Linked DNA regions of Homo sapiens: region 2 is linked to region 1. A link is an interaction called in ENCODE POLR2A ChIA-PET data of the cell type or tissue named here. Cell type or tissue: PC-9. All regions are shown on one strand. Links, peaks and the distances in the headings refer to the core of each region. The heading gives the core; the rest is flanking DNA.

What was found. Peaks named below come from ENCODE experiments on the same cell type or tissue, not always from the same donor. Only the 100,000 strongest peaks of a DNase experiment are listed, where the experiment ranks them.
Region 2: POLR2A ChIA-PET joins it to region 1 with 5 read pairs; 3 of 35 experiments call an interaction of 5 or more read pairs at or near these places.

The regions. Positions count from the first base shown.
Region 1 is chr16:14,144,847-14,157,334 of GRCh38, reverse strand. The region is part of intron 3 of MRTFB (myocardin related transcription factor B); the gene reads right to left. Among named protein-coding and RNA genes, the nearest start is that of MRTFB, 80 kb to the right of the region's middle. In PC-9, for the core only: no CTCF peak of the experiment used is centred there; no DNase peak of the experiment used is centred there.
Region 2 is chr16:14,091,927-14,104,414 of GRCh38, reverse strand. The region is part of intron 2 of MRTFB (myocardin related transcription factor B); the gene reads right to left. Among named protein-coding and RNA genes, the nearest start is that of MRTFB, 27 kb to the right of the region's middle. In PC-9, for the core only: no CTCF peak of the experiment used is centred there; DNase peaks (open chromatin) are centred at 7,084 and 8,034; H3K4me3 peaks cover 2,234 bases; H3K27ac peaks cover 4,099 bases.

The DNA.
Region 1 (12,488 bases), core at 346-5,345:
TTTCTATTCTACCACTCAAAACTCTTTATCAACCTAAATTCTTCTTTAAAGCTCTGGTGTTCAATAAAGAATGAGAATCTATGACATGTTGTGAAGATTTGACTGGACAATTAGCTCTAAGTAGAATCCTCCCAATATCACAATATAATCATGAGCTACCAAGTCACTCTGATATTCCCTATTATATGACATTTGTTTAAAAAAGATTTCTACCTTCATTGATATAAAAGTACTATGTGCACATTATGAAAAATGCAAACTATAGAAAAGAGATGAAAATAGTTTATATGCATGTAAATTTCCAAAATAATTTGATATATTTCATTGCAAGACCTTTTCCTTTGCATGGGGGAGTGGGGAGTGGTTGATGGGAGGAACGCATGATGGGAGGGTGTGAAAAGGATGGTTAGCTGCACCCGTGATAGATCTATTATTCCTTGCTTTTTTTCTTACTATAACCTAGATTATCCTGACAAGAAAGTTCCCATTTAATATACATGTGAGAAGGAAAATACAGTCTTTAGTTGTCTCTTTTAAAGGCTGAATCTTTTGCCAAGTTGAATCAAATTCAAATACTGAGGAAAAGAGAATATTTTAAAATTTCAATATTTCTATAAGAGAAAATAATACACAATTAATTATTTATTAATGAACAATGGATTCTGCCAACCAGTGAAACCTTTCCTCCTTGAGGCTTCAAATTTAAAAAAAGAGATGACTTCTTGAACCAATGGAATGACCATGCCATTATCTCCAAGCAATCCCAGAGGCCCTAGCACGGTATCTTCTATGACAGTCTTGCTGACCATTCTGTATCAACAGCAAAAGTGAAAAGCTACTTGCCATGAGAACCAACCATAACTATTAGCCTGGTCTTTAACCAACAATTTAATTTCGTTCATCCACTGATCAAAAAGCAGAGCAACTTGGTACTTCCAGTAAGGTCTGAGCGTTTGGGTGGGTCCAAAAATAAACTGATATTGCTACTGTAGTCCTAGTCAGAAAGTTCATCCATATGTACTGAGAGGAAGCATGTGTCACAGGAAAAGCAAAGGTCCTATGTGAAAATCCCAATTCCAGACCCTCGTTTTCCAGCCATGATGGAATAACAATCATTGGACTTAACTTCCTGCCATAAGAAACTAGAAAACTGGGCAAAATACATGAAACAATTGCTTTCACACATTGGCAAACAGGTAATGCAGGGCTGTGGCCCCTGAGAGGAGGGAAACAAATGAGATGAGCCCATAATTGCCCTAACTTTCTGCCTGGAGGCAATTTCTAGACTGTGGGTAAGAGGAGGGAGAAATCACACAGGAGCTTGTTAGGCTTGCTGAACTGAGGAGACAGAGATGAGAGGAGAGCTTAAGCAGGCTAAGGCAGCTGAAGTTTCAGGGAAGATTTGTGAAAAACAGGATCTATGCTGAAAAAGAGTTCCAGAAACCTGCCTAATGGTGCCCTGGAGTCTTTGCTGAGTGCTAAGCTGTATGTACACAGAGTAAAATCTCACAAGTTTGGGCAAGAAATGACCAGGGACTATAAGCTAAATACTTCCCAGAGTGCATACAAGGTCGGGAAACGTTCGAACTGCAACCAGCCTGAGTGAAATGTCCTCCCTGGGGCACTTAGCAGGGCATGCAGCAGAGATACCTTTAAGGGGAGTCTCCCTGGCACGAATGCTACCCTAGATCTTTCCTAAAAAATTTAAGAAAGGCCTTGAAGGTGATCCAAAAGTTACTTAGCTGCCTACCAAACCAAAGCCCAACTTTCTTTAACTGAAGACAACAAAAACAAATTCCACTCAGTAATGCAACATTCACAAAATTATATCCAATGAAAAATTACTATACTACTTACACCAGGAAGCAGGAAAATGCAACTCTTAAATAGGAGGAAAATTCATCAATAAAAACAGACCCAGAATGATGAAAATAAATGAAACTATTAACAGCTACTATAACTATATACAAGTATTTAAAACATAAATATAACATGGAGAAACATGGACAGTAAAAAAAGAACAAAATAAAACTTCTAAAGGTAAAAGGAAAATAATAAACTTTTATTGGGTGGGATTAACAGCATATTAGATATGCATTTTAAAAGATCAGGGAATACTTGAAAAAAAGAGGTATATCTAATAAGGCACTGTAAAATAAAAATAAAGTAAAATGGGAAAAAATTAAACAAGGTAAGACAAGAAGAATGAAGTGAGACAGAACACATAAGACAAAAAAATATATATACATAGAGCAAGATGATGGATGATAGATTTGAACTCAATTGTGATGGGCAGCCTTTAGGGTAGTCCCAGGGATCCCTGCCTCCTAGTATTTATGGTCTTGTATAATCCTCTCCCTTAGAGTAATTTGCTTCTAATCAATCGAATATGGTTAAGTTTAAGGAATGCTACAAGAGATTATCACTCTGTCTTGCCAGAAGACTTCTCTCTTACTGGCTTTCATAAAGAAAACTGTCATGTCAGAGAGACCCAGGTGGCCTCCAGCCAATGGTCAGCAAGGAACTCAGGCTCTGAGTCCAACAGTCCTAAAAGAACTGAATCTTGCTAAAAGCAAAGTAAGTAAGCTTGGACATGAACCCTTCCCTAGTTGAACCTTCAGATGAAACTCTGGCCTTGGCTGACACTCTGATTACAGACTCCTGAGAGACTCTGAGGCAGAGGTACTCAGCTAAGACATGCCTGAATTCCTGACCCACAGAAGCTGTGAGATAATAAATGCATGCTGCATTTGGCTGTTATGGTTTAAAGAAATTCACTACAAAGCAATAGATAACTATTATACCACATATACCAATAATTACCTTAAATGTAAATGATCTAAATATTGCAATTAAAATTGTAAGAGATTGTCAGACTACATTTTAAAAAGATTCGGCTCTATGCTATCTATGAGAAATCCATTTTATTTTTAAAATTTCTTTTTTAATTTCTACTTTAACAGCAAGCTTATCCTTAACATTTAAAAAATTTTTCAAAAACGGAGATGAGTCTCGCTCTGTCACCAGGCTAGAGTGCAGTAGTGTGATCCTAGCTCACTGTAGCCTCAAACTCCTGGGCTCAAGCAATCCTCCCACCTCAGCCCCGCAAGTAGCAGGGACTACAGGTGTGTGTCATCATGCTTGGCTAATTTTTAAAATTTTTTTGTAGAGACAGGGTCTAGCTTTATTGCCCAGGCTGATCTTGAACTCCTGGGTTCAAACGATCTTCTCACCTTGGCCTCCCAAAGTGTTGAAATTACAGGCATGAGCCACAATGTCCAACCAGAAACTCACTTTAAATATAAAGATGCAGATGGGTTAAAGGTAAAAGCATGAGAAAAAGATATTTCATGTAGTTGTAAGCACATGATACTTAGAGGGGCTATTAATATAAAACAGAGTAGACTTTAGGAGAAATAATCCATGTTGGTGGTTGGAGTTTTCAACATTACTCTCTAATTGGTAGAACAAATAAAAAGAAAATCAATAAAGGTATAGAAGACTTGAACAACTTTATTAATCAACTGAACCTAATTGACATTTATATAACCCTCAAAAGTACATGAAACATTTGGGGTCATTTAAGAAATATATGTATTTTCATGAGAGAATTTATTTTAAATAGTTTCAGTGTAATAACACCACTGGACCCTGACAGTTATAATTTAAGACTCAGTTCTTGAATTTCTTCAAATTAAAATTTTTTTAGTCCTAACTTGATATGAGTTTAAATTCCATTATCTAGAAAATCCTTCAAATTATAATATTTGGGTATTCAAATAAAATCTTCAACTTTTTGAAGGTGCAATCATTTTCCTTCTCTTGAGGGTTCAGAAAGCGCTGAGCAATCCAAACAGCTACATGATTTCTATGCACAAACAAGTACAAAAGTATGCAACCAGAGGTTTCATTGGTTCAGCAAATTGTTATTTAACCAAATTCCATTTTTCTGAAAAAGATGGAGACTAACAAATATACAGAGATAAAAAAGTTGTTAGAAAACATACTAGAAAAGCAATACTTTTTCATATTAAGATCATGACTAGTTAAATATCACTGTTATTCTTGGCTTGAGAGAAACAGTAACACACACATTTATCTTTTTCAGCATACACATTTTATTTATATTTTAAACATCAATTAAGAGCCACACAATTCTCTAGTACAGCCAAGAACTCAATAACTAATTTTGACCAATTAAGCAATTTATTATTTCACTTTCATTTCCTTTCTTTTTTTTCCACTAAGGAGACCTAAAATATGCTAGGTTTATGACAGGTTATTAGAATATGATAACATGAATTTTATTTTTAGTACTAATTTTGTGAAGCTTGGTTGAAAGCATCATAAATCAATTTACTTGCCTGTGTCCCATTTTTAAACTCATTCCCAAAATATATTACATTCCTACAACAGAATCAGATATCAAATCTTAAGAAATTTTTGATTGTATAGGACTTTTATTTAGCAGTTAAAACTCTGTTAATTCAGTTAAAGAATTCATTTAAAGGATTAAAAAGAAACACACGAAGAAGGAAACAAACCATACAAAAATTCCCCAACAAACCTGGTCCTCCCAATGTGGAATGCCGTTCACCCTGGAATTTCATACATGCCACTCACAGACTTCAGATGAGACCACCATGAGGCTGTTAGCAGTTAAGGACAACTACAAGCCAAATAAATCCCAACTACCCATTTCCTTAAGTTCTCCAGGCTCCAAATCTCTTGGGTTCTGCCCTTCTCCTTTATTTTTAGCATTATATTCTTCTTTTTAAAAAAAGAAATGCATAAAAATACACAATAAAATATTTTAAGAGGATCCAGATTAATTGAAAAACAACTTATAGATCCACCCCCTCTAGTGACCTTACAGCATCATCTAAACAGCTGCCATTACACCAAGATTTCATAGAAGAATATTCTATAACAACCGAACTGTTTCTGTTTCACATATTCTAAAGGTCATTGTAAAACATATGATATATGTATATCATATGTATATATTTATATATATGCATAAACATGTTTTTAACATACTTGTTTATACAAAGATAATTTCTGAATTTATTCAATTTCTTTGTTAAATGATTGGGTTTATAATGAAAAAAACTTAATTTAGAGATGTGATTATGACATAGATTTCCTGGAATCAAAAAGAAAAAGAACTTAGAAGACAACTCAGAACACAAAATCTCTTTAAACATTACAAATAACTGTTTTATTACTTCAAAATACCAAAAATCTTCTGTATAGTACTTATCATATATATCAAATGACTTTTAAAAGAGTCTCAGCAACCATATCTACTATCTTAATCTCTTCAGAACAAGCACATAAGGAGAAAATTCTATAAATCAGTCCTCGATGACAGAGGGTTTGTTTAGGAGTTTACCAAATGGAACAACCCTGCTGGAATTCCTTCAAGTAGCCTGTGAAAATGTCAGAATGGAGTCTGTTTTGGAGGTCATAGTCCCTAGAGAGCTCTGAGTTTTGGCCTGTTTGTCTTTTCACATGCTTTAATATTTGAAAATCCTTTTTTGTAGACACTGACTGATGCCCAGAGAATGCTAGGATTGTGGGAACTGGCAGTACCAACAAGAGATGAACTTCATGGGAAATCAGTGCCCACTGCCTTTGCCCTCTCAGCACTCATCAGATAAGCTGCTCTTCAAATGTTATGAAGGTACATGGTGAGACATTAAGAAACTGAATGTCATTTTGCCTTTTTAAAAAAGAAATACTTGTAGAAAATGGGAGCAAAAGTTACTGGGACGACCAAAAGAAATGCTAAGTTATAAAACATCATGGTGAAAATTCTGAAAAGCCACACTGACTTAGTAAAAATTAAAACACAGTTGACCCTTGAACAACATGACTTTGAACTTCATGGGTCCACATATATTTGGATTCTTTTCAATAAATGTGTTGCAAAATTTTTTGGAGATGTGTGAAAATTTGAAAAAGCTCAGATGAACCACATAGCCTAGAAATATCAAAAGAATTAAGAAAAAGTTAGGTATGTTGTGAATGTATAAAATATATGTGGAAACTAGTCTATTTTTATCATTTACTACCATAAAATATACACAAATCTATTATAAAAAGTTAAAATTTACCAAAACTTACATACACATACAGACCATACGTGGCACCATTTATAGATGAGCAATGTAAATCAACATAAATCAACTGTAGTGGATATTGTACTACTGTAACAATTTTGTAGTCACCTCCTGTTGCTATTGTGGTGAAGCTCAAGAGCTGCGAGTACTGCTTAAAACACCAAGTGATGTTCATCATCTCCGCGTGAGCAGTTGTCTCTCCAGGAAATTGCACATAGAAGTAAAAAGTAATCTCTTGAGGTTCTCACATATTTTTCATCATGTGTAGTGCAGTACCTTAAGCTCTGCATAATGAGACTCCTACGAAGTGCCACTAGTGATTCTGGAGGTGCTCCCAAGAAGCAGAAAAAAGTCATGACATTAGAAGAAAAAGTTGAATTGCTTGATATGTACCATAGATTGAGATCTGCAACTGCAGTTGCCCACCATTTCAGACAGATGATTCATTTTATAAACAGACTGTGTAAACTTCCAGTATTGATAAATACAGTAAAATACTGTAGATATGTGTTCCTCATAATTTCCTTTATTTTATTTCTTATGATGAGGTCTTGCTATATATTGTCCAAGCTGGTCTTGAACTCCAGGCTCAAGAGATCTTCCTGAATAGCTGGCACTACAGGGGTGAGACACTAAACCCAGCTCCTTATGATTTTTCTTAATAACATTTTCTTGTCTCCAGCTTACTTTATTGTAAGAATACAGTACATAACGCATATAACATATATGATATGTGTTAATCAACTGTTTATGTTAAAGGAAGACTGCCAGTCAACAGCAGGCTATCAGGAGATAGGCAGCCAAAAGTTATACATGGATTTTTTACTGCACGGGGGTCAGTGCTCCAACCCCTACATTGTCCAAGGGTTAACGATACTGCATTCTCAAAATATACATACTAATAAAGTGCTAATTATGTGCTTGCACTATTCTCTATACTTGATTTAGATTACTTGATCTAACCCTCAGAGCAATCTTATGAAACAAATACTAGTGTGATCCCCACTTTGCAGATAAGGACACTGAGGCAAAGGGAAGGTAACTAATTGGTCCACATTCACATAGCTAGTAATGGTGTGGCTAAGATCTAGGCTTAGGGTGGCTCCAAAGTTGGTGCCTCCATCATGGTATTCTCACATCAGGCATGCAAGACTGGGTTAATTAAAACATGTACTGAGAGCCTAAGATGTGCCGTATGTGTGCTAGTCACTTTAGATGCTTTATTTCATTCAATCTTCCCAACAATCTAGAAGGAATACGTAAGATTATTCCAACCACGGCTTTGAGGGGCCTGCCACCACACATTTAGTGCAACAGAGCACGCTCCTGCCAGGCTTAACTCTACAGCCCTCCTTCTTTAAAACTAGGTTCTTCTTTTTCAGTTATCCACAAGAATCATCTCCAATCATTTTTCTGTATACAGTCAGGGAAATGTCTTTTAAAGATCTTTGTGTAACAAGTTTATGAGAATATACTACATCATGAACTTTCAACATTGTACTAGAGGCTTAAAAATCTAGGAATTATTTTAGAGTAAGAGGCACAATGATCATTCAATAAATGTTTGCTAACAATAATTTTAAAAAGTATCATTTCCATTCTTGAAATATCAATTTTTTAATACTTTGGGAGAGCGGAGTATTCTGATACAGCGAACTTTTCCTTCCTATAATACGTGGCAGTGGTTTGATCAAGCAGTCCAAGCAACATTCTTCTTAACTGCTATGTCAGGATCAAGGCTTCTGTCAAAGAGGGTCTTCTATTTTGTAGCTATGAATCGCAAATCTGCAGAGTGCTGACCAACTGTAACACTTGTCAGTTTTTAAACTTAGACTACAAGAACCAAAGGCAAGCCGTGAATCAGACTTTTTGCTTTTCTTGTTATGTCTTCATTAAACGCAGAGGCCATATATCAAAAATTTAACTGGTGAAATAGACACCCAACGATTAGCATTTTCTTAATGAAAACAACAACATAAATACCATAAAAATATGAATTTTGGCTTTAAAAAGAGCTGAAAATTATCTTTTAGCTGACAGTTTGATGCTATTATAAAAATCTTAACGCATACGTGCCAACCCTTAAAAACCATCAATAGAAACTACATATTCTAAATCAGACACATTATTTTTGAGAATAACAAACAAGTCAATTACTCTCTTCTTTAAATATGGCAGGAAAGTCTGACTAATTGAGAGAGCTGGCAAGTATGTTTACTAATACAGATGTGAGGTCTGTATTAAACAGCAACACGACTAATTTGTATCTAAGGAAAAGTCCATTGGTTAGCTGAGATGGAAGTTATCTTCCATTCTTTCTGTTCCTGCTGCCCAATGAATAGCACACGGCAAACACGACAATGAGATATAAGAACACATGATGTAATGAGGAAGGGCCGCCAGGGAGACACATGGGCTGGAGGCTGCTGTACGGATGTCATAATGGGCAAGCTGTGACACAGAGAGCACCTTAGACTTACCCATGCTCACAGACTGAGTCAGCAGAGGAGACTGAAGTCCTGACTCCCAAAAGACTACACTTCCTGTCAATAATAGTGAGGGCAGTCGGTGAGGGCAGGAGAGCCAACGTACGGATTAATGTAAAGGAGTCAGAAAAACATGATATTTGCTAATTAGTCTAGGTAATTATTAATTACAAGCCAAAGAGAAAATTCCAACACGTTACTTTAACATATCAGTCTTACTGTTTTCTGTCACAAGAGTACTTTATTATTGCTGTCTTAAAATACAAGCTAAGTAACAAAGAAAAATTGTCATGGATCACTTTTTTCCAGTACATTCCCTGTATTCATTAGGCTCTTTTATAGGTATGGTAGAGAACAGGTGTCCAAAACTATCTTTTCTCTTTTTTAGCTACAAGAGGTCCTTGTGACTGAGTTACGTGGCAGACATAAGTAAACGGAGCCCCACTTTAATTTTCCTAAGTCTCTCAGCCCAGCAGAGGAACTAACTACTTAATTCCACAAAGTCTTGTGAGGTCTAAGTAGCTAGGAGGTTATAGCTGAGTCATACTTATTTAACTGATCATTTATATTATGTATATTATCTTTCATAATTGCTTTCTGAGGAAAAGCAAAGACTATTTCTTAATAAATTTGTTTTAGTTTATTCACTGGTCCAATGTGTAATATAAATGACATGGTGGGCTCTACTTTTATGAAAGTTATCTCAATCTATATAGAAAATAATGTACTTCTGTGACTTCAGTAACTATAGAAAAGTTGTCTAAAATGTTAAGTAAACATAAAACAAGTAAACAAGTTTAAGATGATGTGGTCTCATCATCGGTTTAAACTGCTCATTACTATTACGTTTTAAATCTTACTGTTAATAAATGTGTTAATTATGATGCCTCAAAGGTATTTCAACAAGAGGACACAATTTAAAGACTAAATAAATTACTCAAAATGAGCTTCAGAGGTGCTGTAATGGGGTCCATGGTCTTGCTGATGCACAAAGCTTCATCCACCCCCTCATTGATAACTAAAGCAAGCCCATGTTAGCATTCTGATGCTGCTACTCCCGCAGGAGATCAAACTCACTGCCAGCTACAAACGGGAGAAGGTAAAGTCACACACAGCCCCCTCCCTCGCTCCAAACACACTGCATGGGTGTGCTCTGCAATGCACTGAAGCAAACAAAATCCTCAGTAACAACAAAAACTGTCTAAATAAGACACTCAGAGTAGAAAAATAGAAGGCAGACAGGGTTACAGGTGCTTATTTACACTGTGAATCAAAACATACTAATAGGAGACATCATAAAGGTTATTATGAAAGAGAATACCTCACCCTTAAGGTACTTACAAGGCTTCTTTTTCATTTTGAAGGGTTCAAGAGATTTTCACAAACAAAAAGTATGAGAGCTGCCACATTTTCATTTGCAGTTGTCGGGAGGCTTACAGCTTGCTTTTAAAACTATAATTGTGTTTACTATAAATCCCAAAGCCCAATTTTTAAAAATATTAATTTAAAACAACCAAGGAAAATTATATTCACAGAGTATATACTTCTTTTCTCAGTGTAAGTACTCTAACTCCTGAAAGCAGGAAAACAAGCTACTATCAGAATGTTTATTGATGTCCTTGAGAATTACATGAAACACTCCAGATCCTAAATATGTTAACAGCAAAGCCAACGACAAGATTTTAGAGAAATTTATTCATTTCTAATACTTCCAGTTATAGAAAGGGAAAGCAAGAATTCCACAGCTCTGTCTTGGCTATTGAGCATCTATTTGTTTCCTGCTCGTTTATGACACTATGACAGCTTTCTGTCTGGCTATCTGCTCCAGAGAAAAGTAGAAATTTCCTCTTTCTCCCTCACCAATCTCCATTCATTCATTATACCAGCTCACCTATGGCCTCAAGAACCCAGTTTTGCCCAAGACAAATGTTCATTGCCATTGTATATTTCCAGATACTTGGACTGACAGTAAGCCTAGCAGGTTAATGAGAAGCAGGGAAATGCTTTCAAAGTGAAACCCCCAAAAAAGGCCAGCTCTAAATATATGCCATTCATTTTCTATAGTGTGAGGCAAGCAGCTTTCTTTGGCTGGGTTCCATGGCTAGGCAAAGTTCACCTGACTGTTTGCAAATATATTAATACATGTATTGAAACCAAAGCAAAGAGCCATCTTGGGTTCTCTTGTGTGCAGCAAACTTCTGAATAAATTATTTTCTCTCTAGTAAGTGATCATTTCAAGAACTGAAAAAGAGATTATCTAAAGTTATTCTGTATGATAAATTTAATGGATGGAAAATCTTAGAAGATTTCAAGATAGGACTATAAGCTCAAAACCCTAACAACTGCAGTAACGTTGTAATACCGAAGTTTAAAATAAGAACGGCAAATGTCATTCCTCTTTATTGAGGCCTAAAACACACTGACTACTTCATAGTGAACAGAGTTTGAAAAAGCCTTTTAGTTCAGGAAGAGGGAGGTAGATGATACTGATTTTACAAAAGTCTAAATCAGCTGGCCTGTGCTATTTCTGTGACCATGTCAACATGACTGCTCCTCACCTTAAAAGTACCTGGACTCAAGACATACCATAAAGTATTAAAATACCAAACAGTTTTTAAAAATGAAAATCTGTATTAACTTCTCTGCTTACTCTGTAATAATACTGGCAATGACTTAAAACCTTAAATTCACCAGCCAGCATCCCTGAGGGTTGCTCTGCCTGTCAGCTTACCGGTCTTGCACACGACCTCAGGAAGGAACAGCTTCTCCCGCAGGGTCCCCTCAGAGTGTAGGCACAGGCAAAGGGCTGCAGCTCTTTCAGTGATGTTGTTTCTACCCACTTTGTCTTTCCTTGCTGAGCTTTTCCAATTTAAACACTAACGTCCTATTCCTTTGACTGGTTTCCTTTTTATTCCCAGTCTGCTCATGTGAAGGAATGCAAATCGTGAGAAAGATGGATCTAACGTGTATTTAAAATGTTAAAATGAAGCTCAATCCCCTGTATATGCATTGTTTTAGTAAAGGTAGATTATGCATGTGTTTCTGTATATCCATTTTCCTTCATTAAGGCCTCACTTGTTAGGAAAAGTTAATTGCCTAAATATGGCTGCTTTACTTTGAGGTACTATTTTGGTCACATTCAAGAGTAAAGGAAAATCCCAGCTTCTCTTTACTAAGTATCTCTCCTATGTGCTCCAATAGTGGGAATATCCTGCCGCTCCACTATCATCAGTAACATGAATATGAATGTAAAACAAGGGAAGATCCTGGAATCATTAAACGTCAACTTCATTTTCCTTGTAAAGTGTATTTATAAACTATTATATATTACCCTTTTAGACACTAATCCCAAACTGAAATATCTCCATTTTTCCCTCAACAGAAAATAATTCTAATAAGTGAAATTCAAATGTCTAGGAATAATAACACAATCACCAAAAAAATCTGAATTCATTTATTTCATAATATCTAAACAATACTTTGTATTGATTAATTTTGATGCCAACACCTGCATTTTGTATGACTTAAACACTGCATTAAGAAGACCTAAAAAATGAACAACATGTCTGAAAAAAATCATTAAAGTAAGAATGTTACGGTCCTTTCATCTATATATTACTTGATGTGAACATACTCTGCTCACATAACTGTCAAAAACTTAGATTTAAAAAAAATTAATATATTTGCTTTTATTTTGAAACTGACAAAAGTTATATATATATATATACATATATATATATATGTATGTATATATTTATTTATTTTTTTTTTTTTTGAGACAGAGTCTTGCTCTGTCACCCAGGATGGAGTGCAGTGGTGCAATCTTGACTCACTGCAAACTCCGCCTCCCGGGTTCATGCCATTTTCCTGCCTCAGC
Region 2 (12,488 bases), core at 4,293-9,292, 57 kb after region 1:
GTCTACTTGCTCACCAGTGCTTCTGCTGCTGTGGAGAACATGAATTTCAGGAGTAAATGAGACCATGTCATGTTGCTCCCTGATGTCTCTATCAGAAACCCTTAGAAATGGTGAAAAGGTAATGAAAGAGAAAGTGCTCATTCTATGCTCAGCCCAGACAGTCACACCTTTAGGGGTCCTTCCTATCTGAATAAATACACAGTGTTCAGTCTTTCTGGCTAAATTTCAGTTCAGGGCCTGGCCTCATACCTAAACACACCCTCCACTCTATAACATGTCAAAATTCATTTGTAATTTTTATAAGTTTTTTCACTCTGGTTAAGAGCACCCTCTGAAAAGAAACTGTCATCTATGAAGTAGGGAGATTATACTTCAGTACAAATGTCACTTTATCATGTCATTTCATTATTTTTTTCCTCAATCCCAGCCAATACTAAATCATGGTTTCTATGTCTCAGCAGCCAGAAACCAGGCAGAGTTTCTCCCACAGGGAAGTTACAAATTCATCTGACTGCAGAGAGCTTAAATTCTTAATATTTCTCTACAGTAAAGATAGAGAAACAGAGGCCAGTTGCCTCTTTAAAACTGCTACTCTTTCAATTTCAATAATTTCTATTTCAACACCTAATTTATGCCAATCCTTGGCTGGACTGACTTGGACGAAGGCATTAGAAGCAGACTATATTTGTAGCAAACTGGGCTAATTTATGCCAATCCTTGGCTGGACTGACTTTGACGAAGGCATTAGAAGCAGACTATATTTGTAGCAAACTGGCCAATGTGTATAACTGCAGTGTGTAGTACACTGCAGCAGGATTCCATTTCTCCTGATTTCAGCAATGGAAACAGGAATCCATGGGTGTATTCCAGGGTCCCATAAAGTCCCTGAATCTAATCAGCACTGAGTAAAGGCACAAGGGCTGTCAAGGGCACTAAGGAAATCCCTGAACTCATTCTTACAGCTCAGACATTTCCTTAGTGAAAAAACAAACAAACACCCTCCCCCATATCCCCCCTCCAAATATGGAAGAAGAAATACCCTTGTTAGGATAAATTGTATATTCTCATCACTCTCTGAACTTTATTCGCTGAACTCAAGGCTTCCTATTCAATAAAATTTCCCTGAGCACCTTTGATCAGGAGTTTTGCTGGGTGCTGGGATATGGAGATGAGTAAGATCTATTCCCTGACTTTAAGGTAAGTAAGGAAGCCAGACAAGAAAACAGACATCACAACATAGTGTGGTAAAGAATATTAGATGAGAGCAAAGTGCTGTGAAAGCAAGGAGGTGTGCAGAGGGAGGGGTTTTAACACAACTGGCCAAGGATCAGCAAAGGGATCCCAGAGGAAGTAAGTGCTGGAGCTGAGTCTCAAAGAATAAGATTGTAAAGTAGAGGCAGATGTGGAAGAAAGAGAGGGCACTCCTGGCAAAGGGAGCTGATATACAAATGGTCTCTCTACTCCAAGACTTTGTATCACTCAACATGCTCTACTTCACCTTCTCCTTTCACCTTAAAGCTAATGCAACAGCATGCCCCCAGATAGAGAAAACTGCACATTCTAAAGTACCTACCATGAAAGGGAAAAAGGCAGACACACATACTATGTGAATATTATTAAACTCCAAGGCATGTAACAAGAGAAATAATACCATGTTTTAACATACTGCATTGTTTGCTGGACACAGAAAGTTTGAGAACAAATGAAACTAAAGAGCCAATCTTTAACACTGAAGAGCTAACAGTTTTTAAAGCAAGTATAAACACATGGAAATTCAGTTGCATTTGTTTAATTAGAATAAATAATATCTGTAAGTCTAAACGTAGATGTGGTGGGTGAGTTGAATTTACTCTAGAAAACACAAAAACTCTAAAGTAAATATCTTCTTATCTGTATATGACCCTTAATTATTTTCTTGAGTCCTTGAGAGGGGGGAAAATGGTTCCCTACCCAAAATATTAAACATGTACGAGTGATAACTCAACACATTTTGTCATTTCACCCCCAACTGGAAGAAAGGTATCATTATCATCTCCACTTTACCAATGAAGAGGCGACGTTAAGCCCGTGATTAAGAGTCAGGATTAGAACCCAGTTTCCTGACTCAAGAGTCTGGATTCTGGTTCTTGCACTGTCACAAAACTAGCTGCTTAGCCCACTTGCTGTTTTCTCCTCTACAAAATTAAGTTTTAACTTTGAAAATCAAACTATCAAAGGAGCAGCTTGCTCTTTCAACCACAATTTCTTTTTTTTTTTTTAAAAAGACTCAGGTTGCACTTTATTTTTCTTTAAAGAGAAACTAAAATAATACACACAAACCCTCTGCCCTCATGGCCATTTGAAAATAACTCCTCTATTTTTCTCCTTTTGTTTCTTCCCTACAATTGACCACCAGTCCCATTAGTGCCTCTCAGCAAACAGCTGTTATGTATTTTTCAAAATACCTAAATATAGTACCTTGATTTAAATTGGAGAGGAACTCAAACTTTCTAATAGGGACACTGAGAAGATGTTATTACATTAGGCTGGTTTCACTCCACTTATTTAAAAAATCATAGAATTCTATGCCTTTTTAATGATGAAAATCCTTTTTTAAAAAAACTCAGAACTTGTCTTAAACAAGGAATAGTTTATTGGAGAAATACCTGTTACTAAGTGACCCTAAGTTTTCAGTGGGATACTGATGTAGATCTTTATAATAATCTCACCTCACTCTACCCCCAAGTTTTCCTCCTCTTCAACAGAATCTTGTCAGCAACACTTGCCAAAACTATTACAGCTACAGTTACCATGACCACCACAAACAGTGTTAATAGAAATTGAAAGTAGATTTGTCAATCAAACCCAAAGGAACATCAGCTGTGTGCAAAATTACTCCTGGCATATTCTAACTCATTTTTCACAATACAGCAACCAAGAAGGAGATGTGTAGTCAATGTAAAATAAACTTTAAGAACTAATAATTTGGGTTTGGTCTGATAGATTTATCCATAGAATTCACCAAAATACGATACCTGAGACACCAACTTCTCCAAGGGGCTCTCCTCATGCCACTCCTCACAAGCTAAGCACTATTCTGTGTATTCCCTCTGCACCTCTACTTGCTTCTACCATAGTTATTACACTATAAGAAAAAGGACATAGGCTATATATCTTAACTTTGTGTCTTAACTTCTCTGAGCCTCAATATCTTATATGTCTTAGAGAGGAAACAGCTCAAATCAGCATCTGAAATGAACTACACTTTACCCTTAAAATCAGAAAAACTTAGCAAAAAAAAAAAAAAACCCTACATAATTATGTGTACCCACAGAGAGAGTAAGCAGAAAAGAGAAAGCAGTGAAGAAAAGAGCAGAAAAATCAATGAAACAGAAAACAAAAAAATCGAGAAAAATCAATAAACCAAAAGCTGGTTCTTTGAGAAGGTAAATAAAATTGATAAACCTCCAGTTGGACTGATCAGGAAAAAAGAGAGAAGACACAGATTACCAATATCAGGAGTGAGAGAGGCAACGTCATCATAGATTCTATGCTAATAGGGGAATATTATGAAAAACTTTAAGCCAATAAATTCAACAACTTAGATGAAATGGACAAATTCCTTGAAAGATACTACTAAACTCACTCAAGAAGAAATAAATAACCTGAATAACCACAGATCTATTTTAAAAATTGAATTTGTAGTTTAAAATCTCTCAAAGAAAACATTAGATCCAAATAGCTTCACTGGTGAATTCTAGCAGATGTTTAAGGAAAAATGTAATACCAATTCTATCTAAATTCTTTCATAAAATTGAACAGGAGAAAATCCTCCCCATCTTGTTCTATTAGGCCAGCATTAACTTGATACCAAAACCAAAGACACTAGAAGAGGCTCTTATGTCCCTCATGAGCAGAGATATAAAAATTCTAAACAAAATTTTAACAAATTAAATTCAACACATAAGAAAAGGTACATGACCAAATGGGGTTTATCCTAGGAATGTAAGGCTGGTTTACCATGCGATACACAATACAATTCACCCTATTAACGAATTAAAAAATAACAACCATATGATTATCTCAATAGATGCTCAAAAATATCTAACAAAATCCAACATCCATTCCTGATTAAAAACTCTCAGCAAACTAGGAATAGAAGAGAACATCCTCAACCTGATAAAGGAGTCCACAATAAACCTATAGCTAACATCACACTTAATAATAAGACTTAGTGTTTTCCCTTTAATATGAGGAACAAGACAAGCATGTCCACTTTTACATTTCTATTCAACATTACACAGGCTCTGCTAGAGGTTCTGCTCGTTCAATAAGGCAAGAAAAATAAGTAACAGGCACTCAGATTAGAAAGGAAGAAGTAAAACTGTCTTCGTTTAAAAATAACATGATTATGAAAATCCAATAAACTCTACAAAAAAAGCTAGTAGTGAGTATAGAAAAGATGCAGAATGGCTGGGCACAGCAGCTCACACCTGTAATCCTAGCACTTTGGGAGTCCGAGGTGGGTTCACCTGAGGTCAGGAGTTCGAGACCAGCCTGGCCAACACAGTGAAATCCCATCTCTACTAAAAATACAAAAATTAGCTGGGCGTGGTGGTGTGTGCCTGTAATCCCAGCTACCTGGGAGGCTGAGGCAGGAGAATTGCTGGAACCAAGGAGGCGGAGGCTGCAGTGAGCCGAGATCGTGCCACTGCACTCCAGCCTGGACGACACAGTGAGACTCTGTCTCAAAAAAAAAAAAAAAGAAAAGAAAAGATGCAGAATACGGCTGGGCATGGTGACTCACACTTGTAATCCTAGCATTTTGGAAGGCCGAGGTAGATAGATCACTTGACCAGTCAGGCCAACAGGGTGAAACCCTGTCTCTACAAAAAATACAAAAAAATTAGCCGGACATGGTGGTATGCACCTGTGGTTCCAGCTTCTTAGGAGGACCACTTGAGCCAAGGAGGCGGAGGTTGCAGTGAGCTGAGATTACACCACTGCACTCCAGCCTGGGTGACAGACCCTCTGTCTTAAAAAAAAAAAAAAACCCACCAAAAAAACCCACGTAATTTTATATTGAAAATTTAAAAAATACTATTTTAATAACACCAAAAAATACAAAATATTTAGAATAAATCTGACAAAAGATGTGTAAGATCTCTACTTTAAAAACACTGCCTAGAGAAATTTTAAAAAATATAAATAAATTGAGAGAAATAACATGTTCTTGGTTTGGAAGACCCAGACTTAATGTTGTTAAGAAGTCAATTCTCTCCAAACTGACTATCAATATCTCAGTCAAAAATCCCAGCAGGCTGTTTTGTATAACTTGAAAAGCTGATTCTAAACTCCAAATGGATATGCAAAGGACCCAGAATAGCTCAAACAACTTTGTAAAAAATTAAAAAGTTGGAGGACTAACACTACTAGATTTCAAGACTCATTATAAAGCTACAATAATTAAGACAGTGTGGTACTGGTGTGAAGACAAATAGATTAATGAAACAAAACAGAGGCCAAAATAGGCCCACATTTATGAACAACTGATTTTTTTATAAAGATGCAAAGGCAACTCAGTGAAGTGAGAATAGTCATTTCAACAAATGGTGCTCGAACAACTAAATAGCCATATGCAAGAAATATGAACTTTGATCTACATCTTTCACCACATGCAACAACTAAATCTAAATGGGCCATATTGCAAAATTTAAGTCAAAATGGGTCATATACCAAAGTGTAAACCCAAAACTATCAAAATTCTACAAGAAAACAAAGGAGATACCTTCTCTGACCTCAGGTTAGGTGGAGCTCCTAGTTCTAACACCAAAAACACAATGCATAAAATAAAAAATTGATAAATTGAACTTTATCAAAATTAAGAACTGCTCTTTGAAAGAATGTTAAGAGGGTGAAAAGATAAGTCATAGGCTGAGATAAAATATTGCAAATCATAAATCTGATAATCTATATCCAGAGTATACAAAGAACTCTCAAAACTCAGTAATAATAAGAAAACAAACAACCCAATAAACATATAAAAGATTTGATACTTTACCAACTATTGGCAAATAAGTACATGAAAATATGCTCAACTCCATTAGTCATTAGGAAAATGCAAATTAAAACCACGATGAGCTACTTCTACACATCTATTAGAATGAATAATGTGAAAAGACTGACCATACCAAATTCCAGACACAGAGCAACTGGAATTCTCATGTACTGCAGTTGGGAATATAAAAGGAAATGACAACTTGGAAACAGTTTGGCAGTTCTGAAAAAAAAGTTAAACAGACACCCATCCATCCTACTCCTAGGTATTTACTCAAGAGATAACAGAGTCCATACGAAGACTTGCATATAAATGTTCAGATTGATTTTATTTGTAATAGCCCAAAACTGGAAATACCCAAATGGCCATCAACAGTAAACACATCAACAACAACAACAAAAACAGTGAACAGATATACAAATTGTGGCATATCTACACAACCAACTATGTCTAAGAAGAAATGAACTATTGATGTACTCAACAACATGGACAAATCTCAAAATAATTAGGCTGACTGAAAGAAGTCAAACAAAGAAGAGTACATACAACATGATTCCACTTATACAAAACCCTCGAACAAGCAAACTAATCTACAGAGACAGAAAGCAGATCAGTGGTTGCCTGGAAACAGGGGCAAAGGAGCATGCAGGAAGGATTACAAAGCCATACAAAGAAATTTTGGGGGGTGATGGATATGTTCATCATCCTTATTGGGGTGAAAGTTTCATGGGTGTACGTGTCAGAACTGATTAAATTGTACACTTTAAATGTGCAGTTTACTGGATGCCAATTATACCTCAATAAAGCTGTTTACAAAAAGAACAGTTTACATTTTATAATATCCCATTTGAATTGTCCCTTTTTAATTAGCATACTGAAAATCTTTCACTATTGCAAACCAATTGCTGTAACTGCTTCAAATACACCTTTTCCTTTGACCTTTACTCTATATAAACACAACTACAAAAGTTAATTACTACTGGATGGGAAAGTGAACAAACCGGTCTTCCTGGATTGCACAGTGGTCTGTTTATTAGCTTCAAATGAAACCTGAATGTTTAGCTAAACTACCAGAACTGAATGCTTGGTCACTTAATACTGAAAATATTACAACCACAATCTGCCCTAAAGGGATTCATTAACTCAAACGTTTATTGCACATATACTCTATGTCTGGCATTGTTGTAAGTGCTGGATTTCATGCAGAATGGTCAGTACTGAACTGCAAGGCCACTCTGCATCTCCTCTTAGAATAATTTATAAGGTCATAATCATTGCATTTAAATAACACAACTAAAGAAAATCAGTGGAAATAGGCTACAGGTAGACTAAAACAATGATTCTTCTAATACAAAGTTAAGATAATAAATGCTAATGATGACTAAAGAACTGTAGTCCAAGTGCTTAGAATTCTAGAATGAGAGGTATGTCTTGAAACCTAAGTGAATTCAGGACAAATATAAAGAAAACTACTTCTATGTACAGCAAGAAGAATGGAGCTTGACAGCTCCAAGAGGTCCTTCTGGCTTGCAAACACCAAAGAATGTAAAAAGCTTAGGAACAGGGACCCAAAATGATTTTTTAAAAAACATACTAGGAAGTTTTAAGTAAATTATCTAAAGGTTGGTATCAAAGACAACATTCTGTACCATAGCATATTCTTTACTGTCGATTTTAGAGAATTCTATAGACCAAGTATGAAAGTGACATTTTACAGAAGATGTAAGCTTATGAACTTATCACAAATAAAACCCAAAGGTCCACATCTCTTGCCACAATATGTAGGCTATTTTACAGCTACTCGAGGGCATCCATTTGAAAACCTTTTATTATCTTTTCTCCCCTGCAATAGTACTTCTTTTTTAGACTTTTTCTCTAAAAGAATCCAATGAACTCCTACACTGGACATATAATCAATAAAAATCTCTTGTTAGAGCTAACTGCTGGTGACACGTGCTTCAGAATTCCTTAGAAATAGTTATTCCTTTTCTAAATCTCAGGTTGCCGGCCAGGCACAGTGAGTCACACCTGTAATCCAACACTTTGGGAGGCCGAAGCAGGCAGATCACTTGAGGTCAGGAGTTTGAGACCAGCTTGGCCAACATGGTAAAACCCTGTCTCTACTAGAAATACAAAAATTAGCTGGGCGTGGTGGACATGCCTGTAATCCCAGCTACCCGGAAGGCTGAGGCAGAATTACTTGAACCCAGGAGGCGGAGGTTGCAGTGGGCCAAGATCGCGCCACTGCACTGCAGCCTGGAAGACAGAGCGAGACTTGTCTCAAATAAATAAATAAATAAATAAATAAATAAATAAATAAATAAATTTCAGCTTGCCTCTAAACTGTCATGTTCTTGTTCTCAAAAGAACAACTGTACTAACCAATAAACTTTTAGTAAATTTTGCCTGACATGATTCCCTGTCACATGTTCTGAACATATCATACCCAATTTATATCTACATTAGACACTACTTGTAAGCACTGTTGTAAATAGTGCATTCAGTACAGTTTGTAAATATTCTTATTCTGATAGAGAAGCAATAATCATGAAAACAAAAGATCAAAAAACAAACCACAGTATTCAGTCATTTTACCTTCTCTTTTTTGTTTTTCAGATTTTGAAAAGTGAAGATGGTTCTGTTTTGGGTAAAATGGTAAGAAAAGTATCCAAAAGCAGAGACATTCAACAGCTGATAGTTAAAATGATGAAATTTGTCCATTTCATTTCCAGTATTTACTTTTAAAATGGTGAAATGATGCCTGATGTAGTTTGAGTTTCACTCAAGTTCAGAACAAAGGTGTGGTTCTCATGACACCTGCACTGCCAATTATTGCCCTTTCTTTTGAAGGAAGATATTGTTCCATGGCTTAACATCTATAGGCAATTTATAATGTGTACTTTATATGTAGCATCTTCATTCATCCTCAGAACAACTCTATAATGGAGCATTTTACAGGCAGGTAGAGTGTTAACAAGCTTAAGTAACTTGCCCAAGGTCACAGAGCCATTTCCCATTATTAATAGCACAGAGGGCATCTTGAATCCTCTACAAGGGAGTCTCCCAAGTCAGGCCCCAAGTGGAACCACACTTGCCTGATAATGTGGACTCATTTCACCATAAGCACTTGATGTTTAATTATTCTCAGTGTGGTTATTATTCTCTAAGTCACTGTAATCTGACTGTATGTCTTAACATGGGAGAGAAACAACACTGTGGCAGGACTGGGTATACCCAACAATTTACCTTCCATGCACTGCCTTTCAGGTAGCCTTTGCTATCATAATCTTACAAAGTCAGGCAAGTTCTCTTTGGTAAGATAAGAAGACTATTTTAGACCTACGGGGTGCCCTAACCAGCAGTGCTATTATTATTCCTGGTGATGTTTAAAGTGGCTTTATATATTTAAAATAATTCTGATAGGAAATGTCAGTGTTTATCATACAAGCAAATAATTAGCATAAAGCTGTAACAAAAAGGATAGATAGATGGGTAATTTATCCTTTGTTTCTCCAAAAAAGACTCCACATTCATTAATGACAGCATGGAACACTGGCTTTTAGAATGATGCTCCTGGAGTGCAGCGGAGCGCCAGCCCTGCTTTCCACTATTCCCTGACCAAAACCCCTATTCTACCTGTATTATATACTGCAGTTTCACGGAAAACACACTAATTAAAGAAATTTACAAACCACATAATTCCCACTCTCTTAGAATTTCTGTACGCCATTTTGCTAACTTTGAGATGCAGGGTGAAACTTAGATTTTATTAACAGGAAGAAGAACTAGGTGAATAGCTTCTGCTTTCTCTGTCCATTAAGAAAGATTATTCAATAGGGAGCATAAACAAGATTTGTCAGCTACTTAAAACTATAGAAACTACAGATGAAGCACATTAGAAATATCTCATCTGCTTACATATATATGTAAAACTTATAATCAATTATCAAATTCATTGTATCTGCTAGGCAACACTTCAGCCTAAATTCTACCCACATTTAAACAAATGCATTTTAACTGTTTTATACTTTCTACACTCAGACAAATTCTTCCCTTAATTCAACTAAATCTAGATAGAGATTATTTAATGCCCTATTATTTAATGCTCCTTTTTGAGTTATATTTATCAGTCATTAAAAAAACTGGAAATTAAATGAGTGGAAATACTGTATACCTGAAAGCAATCTTGTCATCTTACATGGTGCAACAGGAGTGAGCCGGACAAGCCCAGAGACAAACTCTGTAAGGGATTCAGGCTTCTTTCATCGGTGCCACATGTTTACCATCATCTAAAAGAGCTGCTTCCTCTCTCCCTGACATCTACACTGTAACTTTTTTCTCCACTTTGAATGACACTACCTTTGAAGACTTAATTAGCAAAGAACAAAGCTGACTACTTCTTAAAAAATAGAATCATTTCAGAAAATAGAAAAAGCTATATTATGTTAGATACATTTTTAATTCTTTTTTCCAGGAGCTGATAAGGGGTGCCTCCAGAAATTAACATTTTAAAAACTTCAGCTCTGTAACTGATTTTAGAAGTGATACAATTTGCAGGGGTCTGGGATCCTGGCACAGAAATTTTCCATGTAATTACTTAACTATGCAGAACTCAAACCCAGGATTTTGACCTCATCATTAAAATCTAAAATATACTTTCCCAGTCTTTGAGTCACTTTGGTAAAATTCAAAATATACAAAGTTTTAGTCTATTAGATATTTGTTCAAACTTTATCTGAAAGAACAAGCATTAATCTGCAATTCAAATGAAAATCTGTTTTTTTAAATGATCATAGTATCTATATACCCTAGATTAATTTAAAGAGCTGAGATGCTGTAACTCGATTTGAGTTCTTAGAAATGCTCTACTAAATTACAACTTGCTAAGATACTGACCTGCATTCAGAGCCAAATTTAATGAAAGTTCTTTAGTGAAAAATTAAGTAAATAAATAAAAATGGCTCACATCTGTACTGCAAATTTAAAAAAAGGAATCTAGGCAATATGCAAAAACACAAAATATATGCAGTTTACTATAATATCTTGTCATATGGAAGGGTGGCAGGACAAGAGTGCTTGGCCTATAAAAGTAATACAATTGTATTTATGCTTTAATTTGTAAAAAAAAAAAAAATCCATCTCTCAAGTATGAATATCACTCTTTATATAAATACAACTGTGCTTTTCTAATATTTACATAATAAAAATTATAGCATATCCAAGCTACCAATGGTTTGGTTTTCCTGACTACAGAGGGAAGACAGAGTTGGAAGCACACTGACTTCAAAAATTAAAGGGTAAAAAAACCAAAGTCAAATTCCATGTCTAGCCTAGTGTTCCAATAGTCATTAAGAGAGAGGAATCAGGAGTCAGATTTCAAGATGCCAAGATATGAAGTCTATAATTCATTTTATTTTTATATAAAAGATGAAACTAAGTTAACATCTGCTATTTAGACTACAAAATTTAAGTCTGGATGTAAGCTGAATTCTTACTTTTAAGGTGAACTTCCAGTCCTTTCCATTCACAAATAGGACTTGATTTATTAAGTTTCCTGCTTTGTATCTCCACAGTTGATCAAAGCACATTTTCTTAGTACAATCTGTATTGTTCCAAGTGTTTTATAAACATCTCTTGTGAGAGTTTACAGGAGTGATCTGAAATCATATCCAAAGTTTCATCCCATGAGTCAGTTATTCTTAAAAAGGAAATAGAATCTGTCTTTATCACCTTTATTTTCCTATCTATCACAAGTCTAATCATAATCTGTAACAAAATTTTAAAAAAATCATTGGCAGGACTGTCAGCAGATAATTACTGGCATTAAAAACTAAACAGGACAAAAAAGGAAAGAAAAGGCACAATTTCATTACCTGGACATAAAAATCACAGGTCTAGACAACATCTGAAGTTTTATAAAGGTCCCTTCCCCAATAACTTTCAAGAGTTGTCAACCATCTAGCCCTACACAGATAACTCCTAAATCTGTTTCCCACCCTTACCTGAGATCCAATCAAACAATCTAACTACCTACTGCACATGGTCACCTGCATTCATTCATTCGTACATAGATATATACTGTACACCCACTATGCGCCAAGTACAGTATGCTGGGATCTGGAGAATCGCAGCAAAAAAAAATAGTCCCTGTCCTCTCAGGGTTTCTAATAGTGAAGGAAGCCAAGTCAACCAAATAATCACAAAACTATGTAACACAGACACAATTTCTGAGTAGTGTGGTACTAAGCTGATCTAAACTTTGCTCATTGTACTTGGCTTGCATATCCCTGAACCTTTTTATTGGACAGAAGTGGTGCCATCATAGGTTACCAAAGCCACTAACTTGGGAGGCATTCTTTTTTTTTTTTTTTTTTTTTTTTTTTGAGATGAAGTCTCGCTCTGTTGCCCAGGCTGGAGGGCAGTGGCATGATCTCGGCTCACTGCAACCTCC